Linked DNA regions of Mus musculus: region 2 is linked to region 1. A link is a contact called in ENCODE Hi-C or POLR2A ChIA-PET data. All regions are on one chromosome and are shown on one strand. The core of a region is the stretch at or near the end of the contact, and the rest is flanking DNA. Distances in the headings are between cores, read along the strand shown.

Evidence for each region. A loop is a pair of places that touch in the nucleus more often than their neighbours do. ChIA-PET counts read pairs that join two places held with the same protein, here RNA polymerase II (POLR2A).
Region 2: a loop to region 1 is called in a map of heart, with 2.6 times the contacts of the local background. The contact joins the promoter of Adam15 here to the promoter of Zbtb7b in region 1. A Hi-C loop is called at or near these places in 3 of 37 maps with a recorded cell type or tissue (all heart). POLR2A ChIA-PET finds 5 or more read pairs at or near these places in 4 of 5 experiments (Patski and embryonic stem cell).

The regions. Positions count from the first base shown.
Region 1 is chr3:89,391,905-89,394,646 of GRCm38, forward strand. It overlaps Zbtb7b (zinc finger and BTB domain containing 7B), which reads right to left and starts at 1,474. Exons shown (of 3, transcript NM_009565.5): 1 at 1,131-1,474. Gm15417 (predicted gene 15417) reads left to right here. Exons shown (of 2, transcript NR_040403.1): 1 at 1-602.
Region 2 is chr3:89,348,610-89,351,309 of GRCm38, forward strand. Adam15 (a disintegrin and metallopeptidase domain 15 (metargidin)) reads right to left here and starts at 1,419. Exons shown (of 23, transcript NM_001037722.3): 1 at 1,200-1,419; 2 at 1-18. The coding sequence starts at 1,278. It overlaps Dcst1 (DC-STAMP domain containing 1), which reads right to left. Exons shown (of 16, transcript NM_029974.2): 16 at 1,610-1,905. The coding sequence ends at 1,654. It also overlaps a transcript of Dcst2 not described here.

The DNA.
Region 1 (2,742 bases), core at 224-2,723:
AGGCTCCCCGCCTTACCCCCCGCCCCCCCAGGGCGCCCCGAGGTCTCACCACGTCTCAGCCGCCCTTTGATACATGGGGGTTGTGCGGGGCGGGGGGCAGGGGACCCGCCCTCTCTCCAAACACTAGCAGGGCCGGGGCGCCTGGGCAGGCACGTGTCCGGGCACAACCCGCTGCCCACGCTGCCCCCCCACTCCCGCCCCCCCCGCTCTGGCCAGGACACGTCGCTCTCTTACTTGGGTGGGGTGGGAGGAGGGGAGAGAAAGCTGGAAATGGAAAGCAGCGCCCCCCACCCCTCTGAATGGCCAACCTCGGCCAGCGGTGCGCACTAGGTTTCTACCACACAGCGACCCCCACTCTGCTCAGGGCAGGTGCGCCGGCGCCGGCGGCAAGACCGCTGGTAGGTCGAGTTCTTATCACCCACCCTCGCACTGGAGTTGTGAGAGCAAAAGCTGACTTTGAAAAGGTGGCGGTGGGCCTGAGGCTTGAGAGACCGGAATGTGATTGCGGAGCGGGAGGGGCAGAGGGGTCGTCCTGCTGAGCCGCACTACCGCTGGAGAGACGACGCGGCTCTGGAAGCGCAAGAAACCGAATAGTCCAGCCGGTAACTTTCCCCCAAGCCGCGGTTCCTCCCGCTGCCCCCCACCCCCCGTGCCACTGGCCTGGGTCCAGCCCACCGTGCCAGGGGGGCGCGGAGCTGGGTGGGTGGGTGGGGACACGCGTTGTCCTAGTTATAGTCCGTCAGGGTTTCCATTCCCTCCATTCGGTCGGGTCTGGGGTCTCCCCCTAAAGTCACAAAAGCGACTGGGGGTAGGGGTAAGTTCAGTGCAGCTCACCCCCTCTCCATCCCGTAGCTCACAGTCTGTATGATATTAGAAGTGCAAAGAAAGTTTCTGGAGACCCTCCGCTCAGAGTTGGGGGGAGGCCAATAGTCCATAGTTCTCTACCTTTCCTCCAAGTTAAAACCAATTCCAAAGACCCAGGAAAGCTACAGGGAATGCGACTGGTTGAAATCTGGTGTGTGTGTGTGTACGTGTGTGTACAGGGGTCTCACAGGACGCACGAAGGACACTGCAGTAGGCTCGAGTTTAGTGTATCCCGAGCCAAGGGACAAAAAGTGGGGTTCACTTACCTTTCAGCCGTTGGGTCCGTTCGCTGGAGCTGCAGAGGCACAGGGTGTAGGAAGAAGCGCGTCCCCCGCCAGGCTGGGGGGCTTGGGGCTCTGCTCCGGTCCTGGTCAGAAGGCCGCGGTCAGTGGCTCGCTGCTCGTTGCTGGGGGGCTCCTCCTCCGCCACCCTTTGCCTCCTCCTGTTGCCCGCCCCCCCCTTGGCCGCGGAGAGCCGTACATTCACCTGGCTTCCACTCGCCCCCCCCCCCAAGGCCCGCCTCACCTGTCCTGCTGTCTCACCTGTCCTCTCTCTTGCTTTCCCCCCATCCCTCCCCTCCCTCCCCCCGCCCCTGCCACCCCCAAACTCCCCCCCCACCCTTAGCAACACCCTCTGTCACTTCCTGGTTTTTCATCCGCCCCCCCCAGGCACCCCCTCCCTCCGCCCAATAAGGACATAAACTTCCACCTCTTCCAACAGCTAGTTCCAGCAGGGAGCATATGGGTCCCTCCCTCCTTTTCGTCCCTTTTCTCCGAGATTTTGCTTCGCTCCCTGAGCCTTTCCCACCCTTTTCCTTTCCCTTCTTTCCTTCAAACTCCCTTCACCTGCCGCGATCCCTCTCCCTCTCTGCTTTCTACCACTATCTCCTCCGGTCCACCTTAACTGGAGCTCCGCCTCCGACCCCCGTCCAGCCCTCTGCTGCTGCCCAGCTCCACCCCTTGCACGCCACCGCCCTGCCCATCCATTGGCCTGAACACCCGCCTATCCCATGTGGGACGCGCCTAGGGTTCATCCAGGGAGGGGGTGGAGCCTGGGCTGGCCAGAAACCAGAAGGGGAGGGAGGCCGAAGACAGTGTCCGCAGTGGCCAGGGAATGGAGCAGCCCCCTCAGGGACTTCCTCTCTTTCAAGAGGGGCTTCTGTAGGGTCACCACCTGGGGAGGGAATGGTATGAGAGGTTACGGATACGCTGCTGGGGATGAAGACCTAAAATTTAGAAAGAGTGGGGTCCTGCCGAGGGGCTTTAACCAGGTCAGAGCCCCAGGAAGAGAGAGAACCTCTAGACATTGAGCTTCAGCCTCTTGGCCCATCCCCCTCCGAGGGAGCGGGGGAGTCGAGTCTGTGGGCACTCTGTGTCCCTCCCCACGCGTGACGGCGCCCCGCGGGGAGGGAACAGTGCCCGGGGCAAGGAGCCTTTGCGCTCTAGCCAGTGCCCGTTGCTGCCTTGGCATTTTCAAAGGGGAGGGACTGAGTCTGGGAAGGGGAAGGGGGAGGTGCGCTCCCTCTGGGGCCCCGACGCTTTGCCTTCAACCAGCCGGTACTTTTAGTGGAGAAACTGAGACCCTACAGTGGAGGGATCTTGGCGCAGATTCACTCAGACCCCGAGGTGACGATAGAGACCTGGGTGGTTTAGGATGTTTGCTTAAGTGGGTTTGGGAAAAACCGGTATTCGTATTTAAGTGCCCGACCCAAAGAATGGTAGTCTCTGAGGGACGCTTACAACTGGGCTGGCGATGCTATAGACCCCAAAAGGGCCCCTCCTACTCGTTTCAAACGGAGTCAAATCCCGCTCTCTAGGACCAGGTTCGGCTTCGCAGCAGCAGGCCAGGCGGAACCGGGTCGGACTTGTTCTCTTTCCC
Region 2 (2,700 bases), core at 169-2,668, 43 kb before region 1:
GCTCTTCCTCAGTGCCTCCTGCAGGGTCCCAGAACATCCTAAGAGATTGCTGAGGAAATCCCTAGCAAGGCTGGAATCACTAGTGTCCTCAGACCCACCGACCCTCAGCACAGAAGGCTATATCAGTGACTTAAGCGGTCCTGCAGTGTGTGCCAGGATTTAAAGGAGGATATGGGAAGGAGGGGTTTTTTTTTCCCCAACTTACGGATTTCACCCATAAGTCCCCAAAGTTCAGAGTATCCAGCTTGCAGCTCCTCCTTGCCTTCCCTTTGGCCAATCCCAAGATTTTCACGGGGGCCCTCCCTTGTTCCCATCCCTTCCCAATCACACTCCCCACCCAATCAGGAATGCCCTTTCTTAGGTCTAAGAGAAGTCTGTGGCCTAGTGCCCACTTGCCCTTCCTTTTCCCTCACAGTAGAGATGCCTGCCGGGAACACCCATCTTTGGGTGAGCAGTGCAAACACTCTGACCTCCCTAAACAGCCTTGATGCCCAGTCAGGCGCACCCGTTCCCAACAGCCTCCGCTTCCTCCGCCAGCACCCCCCAACAATGGCCCTCTCCTCTCCGGACACTCCACCCCCGCCTACCCTCTCGGCCCCCAGCCCAAGACAGCAGCGGGAAGTGAAAGTTCCAAGGAGGAGTTGGTGTCCCAGTCTCTTTCCTGGCGAAAGCTCCCTCCCCTGGCTCCTCCGGGCCCCTCCCGCTCCGCCAGGCTTCTGGTGGCAACCGCACCCGAGTGAGCGGTGCTGGCCGCCCAGGTCTGGAATGAACGGCTGAAAATAATCCTTTTCACTAAAACCCCACTAGCTAGTCCGGGCACTTCATTGAGTAGAACTGTCAGCTAGGCACTAGAGAGACGAAGACGTCAGTCCTAAGGAGTGACTCTTTCCATGATCTGAGCGCCCCACCCCCACCCCCCGCGCACGCTCTTCAGTGCCTGAGACTCAAAAGTGTCTGCAGGGATAACTCGGGACTTCAGGACAGAGGACGCCATCCTCCCTCCTCCTCTTCCTCCTCCTCCTCCTCCCCATCCTCCTCTTCCTTTCGTTCTCCAAATTACCTGGCCCTAGGCTTTGGTCCGCAGATCACGCAGGCTGCCCTCTGGTTAGGCTCCGGCAGACCCCAACACCCCATTGCCTCCGGGTTTCCTTGTACCTCTTTCCAAATCATCCCCTCGACCCACTGTCCTGGGAACTCACCTATATTTGGCAGCGGCGGGGAGGGCCGAGGGCTGCCCGCGCCCAGGAGTCCCAGAGCCCAGAGCAGCGCCAGCCGCATGGCCGCGGAGCTCCGGGCTGGACTGGGGCAGCAGGTGCGGGGCTACGCGTGGAGGAGCAGCCACGGCCCCGCCGGACACCAGCTCGGTGCAGCGCAGCAACTAGGCCCCGCCCCGCCCCGTCTGAGGCTCCGCCCCGCCCCGTCTGAGGCTCCGCCCCTGCCGCTCAGCGCAGCCTCTTTCCGGCAGCTACCGGGATGGGTTTGGACACCACAAGACTCGCGCCTTCCCTCCATCCTGCCTCCCGTCTGTAGCCCGGCTTCGTGGAGATTGTGCGGGCCAGTTCTTCCGGCTCACCCAATCCCGGATGCCTGCGAAGCACCAGCCGCAGGAGCGTGCATCACACTTTATTAAGCAAGAAGGCGGGCAGCATCCCTTCAATCGCCATACACAGCGTCGTCGTTGCTGTCGCTGTGGGCGGATGACGAGAGCTCTTCGCGGGGCGTGCACACCGGGCAGAGCCGTTGCATGTCGTCCCAGCACGACCGGCAGTACAGGGCCTTGCAGTCTGGTGTGGGGCACACGTAGGAATCCGGCGTCTCCATTGCCTGGCACACCACACAGCGCTGACGCATGAAGCGGTGCAGGAGAGGGCACCGGCGATACAGAGCCTCCACCAGGTAGTGGGGCTGTTGGAAGATGAGGTGGATTGGTTAATGCCAAGTGGGCTGAGCAGAAAGGGTTGTCAGGGGCACTGGGCAGCTCTTAATGTATGAAGTCCCAAGGCCTGACAATGCTATATTGGAGGAAGCTGGGGTAGACAAGAAGAGCCCTCGAGGGCGATATTGAGATAAATCGAAAGAGTCTTCTTCTCCATGATGGGCTGCGGAGCCTGGCGTGCCCAAACTTACTCCCAAGGATGACCCACAACAATTCTGTACACCTGTGGAGCGGCTTAATTTGGTACTTAGGCTTAGAAGGGAGGAGGGCACAATTTACACCTTACTGGGCTGGAGAGATGGTTCCGTGGTTAAGAACCCTGACTGCTCTTCCAGAGGACCCAGGTTTGAATCCCAGCACCCACATAGCTAACAACTGCCTGTCACTTGAGTTCCAGGGAACTGGATGATCTTCTGGCCTCCCTGGACACCAGCCACCCATGAGGACACAGACATATGCATAGGCAAAACACCCATACACATTAAATAAGTGCAAATTTTAATTAAGTCTTTTTTAAAAAATCTCTCCGGGTGGTGGTGGTGCACACCTTTAATCCCAGTACTTGGGAGGCAGAGGCAGGTGGATTTCTGAGTTTGAGGCCAGCCTGGTCTACAGAGTGAGTTCCAGGACAGCCAGGGCTACACAGAGAAACCCTGTCTCGAAAAACAAACAAACAAACAAAAAACTCAACCCCCCCCCAAAAAAAATCTCAGAAAGATGGTGTAACTTTCCTAAGTCAGATCTGAGTCAAACCTGGCAGGAAC